3 separate regions of the Homo sapiens genome follow, and regions 1 and 3 are each linked to region 2. A link is a contact called in ENCODE Hi-C or POLR2A ChIA-PET data. All regions are on one chromosome and are shown on one strand. The core of a region is the stretch at or near the end of the contact, and the rest is flanking DNA. Distances in the headings are between cores, read along the strand shown.

Region 1 (2,700 bases), core at 64-2,563, 390 kb before region 2:
ATAGCTTACCTGATGCTTTTGACTCACTGCTCTTAGAATTCTTTCCTTCACACTGACTATAGATAGTCTGATGACTATGTTCCTTGGTGATATCCTTTTTGCAATGAATCTCCCAGGACTTCTTTGAGCTTCTTGTATTTGGATGTCTAAATCTCCAGCAAGGACAGGGAAGTTTTTCTCAATTATTCCCTCAAAGAAGTTTTTCACTTTTTTTTTTTTTTTTTTTTTTTGCTTTTTCTTCTCCTTCAGGGACACCAATAGTTCTTATACTTGTCCATTTTACATAATACCATATTTCTTGGACGCTTTATTCATTTCTATTAATTCTTTTTTCTTTATTTTTGTCTGATTGGGTTAATTTGAAAGCCTTGTCTTAGAGCTCTGAAATTCTTTCTTCTATTTGGTCTAGAATATTGTTAAAACTTTCCAGCTCATTTTGTAATTCCCTAAATCCCTAAATGTGTCCTTCATTTCAAAAAGTTCTGGTTGATTTTTTAAAAAAATCTATCTCTTTAGAAAATATTTCATCTATATCCTGAATTGATTTTTAAATTTCTATATGTTGTTTTTCACCTTTCTCTTATATCTCCTTGAGTAGCTTAATGATCAACCTTTTGAATTCTTTGTCTGGTAAAGATTTCTCAAATGCCAGTAGTAGTAGTAATGAATTGGTCATGTGGACAGACTCAGGACCCCCTGGTTAGCCAGAACGATGCAGGCAATGGTGACAGCTGAGGTCATGCACAAGTTTTCTCCTTCCTTGGTGCAGTGTTACACTACTTGGAGATGCTGTAATGGACTGTCAATTGGCCTCCAGCCAGAAGGTGGCGCTTGCCAAAGAGCACCAGCTGCCGTAGTAGCAGTGGGATTTGTGCTTGCCTCATGTTACCCAGGGGAGGTACTCTGGTGACTCAGGTAATGGGTGGGGCCATAGAGCGCCAAAAAATTTCTGTCCTTTGTGTTAAGCTACCAGAGCAAGTGAAGGAGCAAAGCCAGGTGGCGGCTGGATCAGGCAGGTTCACGCTGTGGCTCCCCACATGCGGGGTAAGCAGTGGCCCCTGTGGGGGTCAGAGAGCATTTTTCTGGCCGCAGGGGTAATGTTGCAGGGAGGGGTGCAGCTGCCTCTGCTGCACAGAAGTCTCTCTACAGGGGTTGGGGAGTAGCAGGCGGCAGTAAGCCCCACCAGCGCCCATGCACTTGGCAAGGCCGGTCCCTCACCCGCAGGGTTCCGCTTGCAGCAGCTCGTTAGAATCCAGGCAGTCCGCATTCAGAACTCAAGACTGCCCCATGCCATAAGCCTTCCTGAAGGAGAGAACAACCAATGCTTTCAAGCCACGCCCCTCCCAGTCTGCCCGTGAAGCAGGGGCGCCCAGCTCCTGCACCCGTGGCTGCAGCACATTTCCCAGTCACTCCTTGGTTCTGCCCAAGGGGGTTTGTCCCCATTCGGCATTATATTGTGAACCCAGTTGGGAACTTCTGCCAACCTGTGACTGCTGTCTGAGTTAGCTGGCAGATTTCTGCACAGTCCTCTGTGAGGTAGGGTCGGGAATGTCTTCCCTCCATCCTCACTGGAGCCTGGGAGTGCATGCAAAGCCCGTCCCAATGATGCTTTTTCTCATACATTCCCCACTGCTCACTAAAATCAGCTCCATTGCTGGATAGGGTTAAGTTCTTCCCTCATGGGCCTCTATTGCCAGATTCCCAAGTGGGAGTGTATGTTCCAGAGGCAATTTATTCCTCTTTCACTCTGGGGAACTTAGTTTTCCACTGGCTTATGGTGTAGGCTGCAGCCCAGTGCTTCTTTCAAAGGGTCAGTGGCTTCTTTCAGTTCTCCTGTTAAGTTCCTGTGTTGCTTCTAGGAGAAAAGTTCACAGTGTGTGAGTCTCTACACACTATCTTGTCTTTCCAAGTGGAAGAGGCATGCTAACACTGCCTCCAATCTGCCATCTTGGGAGCAACAGAGTGAGAACTTGTCTCTTAAAAAAAAGGTGGGGAGGCCGGGCGCGGTGGCTCACGCCTGTAATCCCAGCATTTGGGAGGCCAAGGCAGGCAGATTATGAGGTCAGGAGTTCGAGGCCAGCCTGGCCAACATGGTGAAACCCCATCTCTACTAAAGATATAAAAAATTAGCCGGGCGTGGTGACGCCCGCCTGTGATCCCAGCTACTCAGGAGGCTGAGGCAGGAGAATCGCTTGAACCTGGGAGGTGGAGGTTGCAGTGAGCAGAGATAGCGCCATTGCACTCCAGCCTGGGTGACAGGGTGAGACTCTGTCTCAAAAAAAAAAAAAAAAAAAAAAGTGGGAGGGGAAGCGGTCTTTTGTTTTAGAGATATCTGCTTTAATATGTATGAACAAATATCAGTGATTTGCTGACAAAATGATTTGTCAGTGATTTACTTCAAAGTAATCTAGTGATGCAGGTAAGAGGGCTGAGGGATAATGATGAAAGGAAAATGGGAGGGGTTATAGATGAAACAAGTTTGGCCATGAGCTGATTATTATTGAAGCTAGGTGATGCCTACAAGGGGATCCATACATTATTTTCTCTTTGCAATACAATCCTGACCTGGAGTAAGGTCAAATTTCACAGGTTAAGGGAACAGCCACTCACAGGATGCCTCTTACCCCAGATACCAGCTGTTATATGTTCCAGGGTTCCTGAGCCACCGGTGCTTCTGACCAACTGACCACAAATGCAGGG
Region 2 (2,700 bases), core at 1-2,500:
TGCTTTGCTGCTACCCAAGCTCCCAATACCCTTCTGGCTTCCAAGATCCTTCCTGCTGGGAATCAATGAGCTGCCCGTGTGGCACTCGTACTCCAACCGGCGGGGCCACTCAGTATGTCTAAGTACAGACGACTGCACTGTCCCTGAGGTGCCCCGGCCTCCGTGTGCTGGACTAGCATGAGCGGTCCCTCGGGCCTCGGCATCCTTCCAAAGCTGCATTTCGGAACTTGCCCCCCCGAAGGCTGGACCCCGAACCGCCACGCCCCTCAGCAGACCCCGAGGCTCAGGCGGAAGTTCCGGGAGAGCCCCGCGCTCCTCCCCGCGCAGCCCCGGGCCTCACCTGGTGCGCCCGCGAAGCCTTCTGCGCCGGGGACGGTGCCGCTCCCGGTCTGGCCGTCCACGCCCCGCGGCAGACCCCGCCCAGACACGCCTGCGCCTGCGGGGGGCCCGGCCTGGCCCGTCTCCGCGATGACCCCGGTGGAGCCTGGCGGCTGGGGCGGCCTCTCCTCGGGGGGCCGCTGGGGCAGGACGGGCCGTCGCCCAGGGTCCTCTGCGGTTGCGGGGCCGCTGGGCCTCGGCGGGGCGGGCTCGGGCTGCAGCGGCTCCTTCGGGGCCTCTGCGGGCGGCGGGGGCGAGGGCGCCTCTGCCGGGCGTCGGGGAGAAAGAAACACACGGGATTAGGAAACCTCAGCCCTGACTGCCCCGTCAGGGTCCCCTCCATGAGTCCCGGCGAGCGGGGTCCCCGTGAGGACTCTGCGGCCACCCCTGCGACGTCAGGCCAGCGGGACACACGGGCGTCCGCCCGCATCTTCCGAGGACGCCGCGGGCCACCCGGACGCCGCCGGGGACCCCTGCCCGGGGCCGGGGCGTTTCCAGCCTCTCCGGCGCAGACGGCTGCACTTTCCAAACCGGCCTCACTCTTGGCTCCGGCATCAACAATTCCCGATTTCACAGCACGCGGAAACCGCGGGTGCGTCGCAAGTGACTGAAAGGGACCTGAGGCCACCGACCCCCGCACCGTCTCTGAACCACACTCCTGCCGGGGCCCCACGGCCTCTCCCGCGGGCTGCCGAGGGACCCTGCCGGGGGGCCCCAGGGCTGCGCGGAGGCCGTGAGGAGGGCTCAGGCTCCACGAGGGCCGCGGCCACAGCGCCCACGTCGCCAGCGGAAGGGACTTCCAACGGAGGAAGCTCCTGGCGTGCGTCTCCCGGCCCTCTGGGGAAGGCGCCGGAAGCTGCCGCCCTTTCCTCCTTTGAACTCGTTCCCGGAACGAGCCCTCCAGGAAGCCCCTCCCGACCGTCCACGGGACGCCTGACAATACCCGGGCCTGGCTGAGGGACCCGCTCGCCAAGAAACGCCATCCCCGCCGCCCCCGTCAGCCTGGTGCCCACGATGCCCAGAGTTCCAAAGCGCAACACATTTGATTTTTGTTTAGGACCCGACAAAAATCGGCGGCTGCCTCCCGACCTGCCGTCTAGTTTTGTTTTAAAACTCCCTAAGCGGGCCGGGCGCGGTGGCTCACGCCCGTAATCCCAGCACTTTGGGAGGCCGACGCGGCCGGATCACTTGAGCCCCCAAATTCGAGACCAGCCTGACCAAGATGGCGAAACCTCATCTCTTCCAAATATCCAAAAAAAAAAAACAAAAAAACAAAAATTAGCCCGGGGTAGTGGAGCGCACCTGTAATCCCAGCTACTCGGGAGGCTGAGGCAGGAGAATCACTTGAACCCAGGAGGTGGAGGTTGCAGGGAGCCGAGATCGCCCGCTGCACTCCAGCCTCACTAAGCTGGGGAGAAGGGCAGTGGAGGTGGTTGATGGGTTCAAAAATATAGTTAGACAGAGTTAATAAGATCTAGTATCTGATAGCACAACAGGGTGACTGCAGTCAGCAATTATCTTTTGCACATTTTTAAATAAAAGAGTAGAATTGGAATGTCTGTAAAGAAATGGCACATGCTTTGGGTAATAGATACCCTATTACCCCGATTATTATACACTGCATGCCTGTATCAAAATACCTCATGTACCCCATATATATATATATCTACTCTGTACACATAACAACTAAAAATTAAAAAAATAAAACTAAGATAAATATGGCAGATCAAATACATGCCCCCCCCCCGCCCCACCCACAGAGGCAGGTTGCCAGAACACCCTGAGAGAGGCAGTTTCTCCAACAGCCTTTCCTGACCAATGTTCCATGAGAGAAGCCCAAGAGAAAACAATTTGAGTGATTACTCTCTCAGTTTTCCCTGAGGATGATACAGAGCTAATTCCATTCTAGATACAGAGAAGTTAGTTCACGCCATACAATAGAATGGCATCAGGATTTACATCTCTTTAGAACCCTGGTTGAGAAAGGCTGGGTTAGACAGAGAAACTGAGGCAGAGGGATTGAAAAACATGCAGATACCAGCTACAGTGGAAGATAGGAGTAAGATACCAGTCTAAAAACACTAAGCGAAAGTCTGCTCCCTGAATAAGGAGGCTCACAGTCCCCATCCTCTGCTAAGCTCCCAGCCACTTGCTTATACCTCTAGCTGGATATAGGAGGATTCTTCAAATTGACCCTATGATGCCCACAGTCGTGAAACTCTATCTAGTGTCTCCCCATTAAATGTGAACCAAAGTCAAAATCACCTGACATATGAGGAAAGCCGCCTGTGTGAACGACAGGGACCAAAGCAAGCCACACCA
Region 3 (2,700 bases), core at 5-2,504, 270 kb after region 2:
GAGAGAAATAATCTCTTCTCTAAAACTATATTACTCATCCTCCCCTTACAAGGCAATTGGCCGGTTCTAGAGTTAGAATGCAGCATCCCCACACAAGATACACAGATCCTATAGCACACAGGTCATTAGCCATCCATAACCATATCAATTATGAAAAATAAGGACACTTTTTGTCACATTCCTCAAAATGTGTATTTTTCAGTTCTAAATATCCCTATTAATAGTTAATTTAAGTCCGGGCACGATGGCTCACGCCTGTAATCTCAGCACTTCGGGAGGCTGAGGCGGGCAGATCACTTGAGGTCAGGAGTTTGAGACCAGTCTGGCCAACATGGCGAAACCCTGTCTCAACTAAAAATACAAAAATTAGGTGGGCGTGGTGGCACGCACCCGTAATGCCAGCTACTCGGGAGGCTGAGGCAGGAGAATCACTTGAACTGGGGAAGTGGAGGTTGCAGTGAGCTGAGATTGTGCCATTGCACTCCAGCCTGGGCGACAGAGGGAGACTCCTGGCAAAAAAAAAAAAAAAAAAAAAGGTTAATTCAAGCTGACACTTGCCAAGCCTGGGTCAGTTCCTCCTCACAGAATGTACTCTGGCTTGACGTGAATCTGACTTCTATAATTGCCCCCTGCTGTCCTGTGGTACATAACTCTTGATACTTCTGAGATGTGATTTAGAAAATGAATACTTCTCCAAAGGAAACAATAAATTTGCAGAGATAAAACTGCCTAAATCATGCTGAATATGTTGCACAAGGAGAACCAAGCCCTCCCCATTCCCAATCATATGTATAGGAAATGTAGACTTTTTCAAGGCAGTCAGCAGGAACAAAATATGCGCAAAGACTCTGTTTTCATGTTTTTGTACTTTAGTTTTGTATTAGATATTTCCTGCTTCTACAGCTGTTGGGTGTGTCCCTCCTCCTGTTCCGGTGATGTAAACCTAAAAAAAAAAAAAAAAAAAAAAGAAAGCTTCTCAAAAAAGAATAAAGAAGTAAACACACACACACACACACACACACACACACACACACAAACACTGAACATTTTAGATTCCCTGTTATGTCAACCCTTTTCATTTTAGAGAATGTTTTTGCCTCACATGTGCAAAACTAAATCTATCCAACCTTGTTGCTTTTTCAGAAGAAAAGGAAGTATACACTTGTGTATTGTCTCCAGCTTTGCTAGCCTAAGAGAAACTAACTGCTTGTAACTCAAAGCCAAATCCTCAAGGTGTTCTAGCTCAAAGCCAACCACAACAGGAAGGGGAAGTACACAATATCTTACACTTTATATAATTTTGCTGTTCTCTCCTCACGTCCCTACGTCTCTCACACATCTCTAAATCTTCTTACAGGGCACAGCATCCTTGGAAATGCAGGAAACAGCTTCTGGATATCTGATGCAGGGCTCCCCTTAGATTTTTCACAGCGGCCGAGCAGCCTCCTATCTCCATACAAGTCGAAGTCCCCATTTTCCTCTGCTGTGGTTGAAATTTTCACAGAGTGCTCCTCTGGAACTACAGTCCTACTGAGCCTTTTCTATGGCCTTCTATGCAGTTACTTTCCCCAAACAGGACCCTTAATTCTAATCAGAGCTTGAGAAACTCTGCCAGCAGTCAGACTGTGATAAACAATGTTTTCGACAGGACACAGAAAGGCCAACAGAACAATGTTTCTAACCAAACATAATTAATGCTGTACCGTAGTTGGAAAAAAAAAGACTAACCATTCCTTCTTAGAATCACCGAACAAAGGCCAAACCCTATAAAAAGCCCCTCCCTGGCTGGGCACGGTGGCTCACGCCTGTTATCTCAGCACTTTGGGAGGCCAAGGCGGGCAGATCACTTGAGGTCAGGAGTTTGAGACCAGCCTGACCACATGGTGAAATCCTGTCACTACGAAAAATACAAAAATTAGCTGGGCGTGGTGGCATGCACCTGTAATCCCAGCTACTCGGGAGGCTGAGGCAGGAGAATTGTTTGAACCTGGGAGGCGGAGGTTGCAGTGAACTGAGATCACGCCACTGCACTCCAGACTGGGCAACAGAGGGACTCCGTCTCGGGAAAAAAAAAAAAAAAGCCCCTCCTTGCTCCATGTTTCTGAGATATCCCATGACCAGTTCCTCCTCACTACAGCAAGTACAGTCATGCAACTATTTTCTGTAGGTAAGACCTGTGGTCTTTTCTTTGGTTGGTGAGCTTTAACTGGCTTTTATTATCTCTGGGTGGCATTTTCAATTCTCAGAGTGATTGTCCCATAGAATTGAAGTCTCCTAACCCTCCCTTCCCCTAGAAGCCGCATTCTAATCAGGGCTTGAGAAACTCTGCCAGCAGTTAGGCTGTGATAAACAATGTTTTCAACAGGACACAGAAAGGCCAACAGAACAATGTTTCTAACCAAACATAATTAATGCTAAACTATAGTATAGCATCCCCTGCCCCACCACACCACACCCTTGCTTACTATACCTACTTGATGGAACTCCCCAAGTTCCTTCTCTTTGCCCCAGGATAGAGGTTGCCTTAAGGAAAGACATCAGGATAATGCTGTTCTTGGCTCCCGGTTACCCAGTGACTCCTTCCTTTCCATGCACAGATTGAGAGCATCCACTGCCGGGCGACTTTTTTGTCTGTCCTACTCGTCACCCTCCATCAGGGGATTTTGGTGGAAGTGCCAGCCTTTCCCAGCCCTTTCCAGG

What was found. Hi-C counts contacts between places; a loop is a spot of excess contacts on that map. ChIA-PET counts read pairs that join two places held with the same protein, here RNA polymerase II (POLR2A). Pooled maps may share reads with other maps.
Region 1: a pooled map shows a loop between it and region 2 (4-fold over the local background). The contact joins two enhancer-like sites. A Hi-C loop is called at or near these places in 2 of 50 pooled maps. POLR2A ChIA-PET finds 5 or more read pairs at or near these places in 2 of 52 experiments (H1 and activated CD4-positive, alpha-beta T cell).
Region 3: a pooled map shows a loop between it and region 2 (5-fold over the local background). The contact joins two enhancer-like sites. A Hi-C loop is called at or near these places in 5 of 50 pooled maps. POLR2A ChIA-PET finds 5 or more read pairs at or near these places in 5 of 52 experiments (B cell, Caco-2, WTC11 and 1 more).

Annotation. Positions count from the first base shown.
Region 1 is chr18:3,295,709-3,298,408 of GRCh38, reverse strand. No RefSeq gene overlaps it. Among named protein-coding and RNA genes, the nearest start is that of MYL12-AS1, 35 kb to the right of the region's middle. RefSeq lists an enhancer at 1,124-1,203. Within about 2 kb of position 1,313, at least 21 of the 41 ENCODE cell types and tissues checked have a DNase peak (open chromatin) inside an H3K27ac peak, as active enhancers do.
Region 2 is chr18:2,904,726-2,907,425 of GRCh38, reverse strand. It overlaps EMILIN2 (elastin microfibril interfacer 2), which reads right to left. Exons shown (of 8, transcript NM_032048.3): 5 at 341-643. Among named protein-coding and RNA genes, the nearest start is that of EMILIN2, 59 kb to the right of the region's middle. RefSeq lists a silencer at 282-1,141. Within about 2 kb of position 1,250, at least 29 of the 41 ENCODE cell types and tissues checked have a DNase peak (open chromatin) inside an H3K27ac peak, as active enhancers do.
Region 3 is chr18:2,635,370-2,638,069 of GRCh38, reverse strand. No RefSeq gene overlaps it. Among named protein-coding and RNA genes, the nearest start is that of SMCHD1, 19 kb to the left of the region's middle. RefSeq lists enhancers at 735-784, 1,375-1,554. Within about 2 kb of position 1,254, at least 15 of the 41 ENCODE cell types and tissues checked have a DNase peak (open chromatin) inside an H3K27ac peak, as active enhancers do.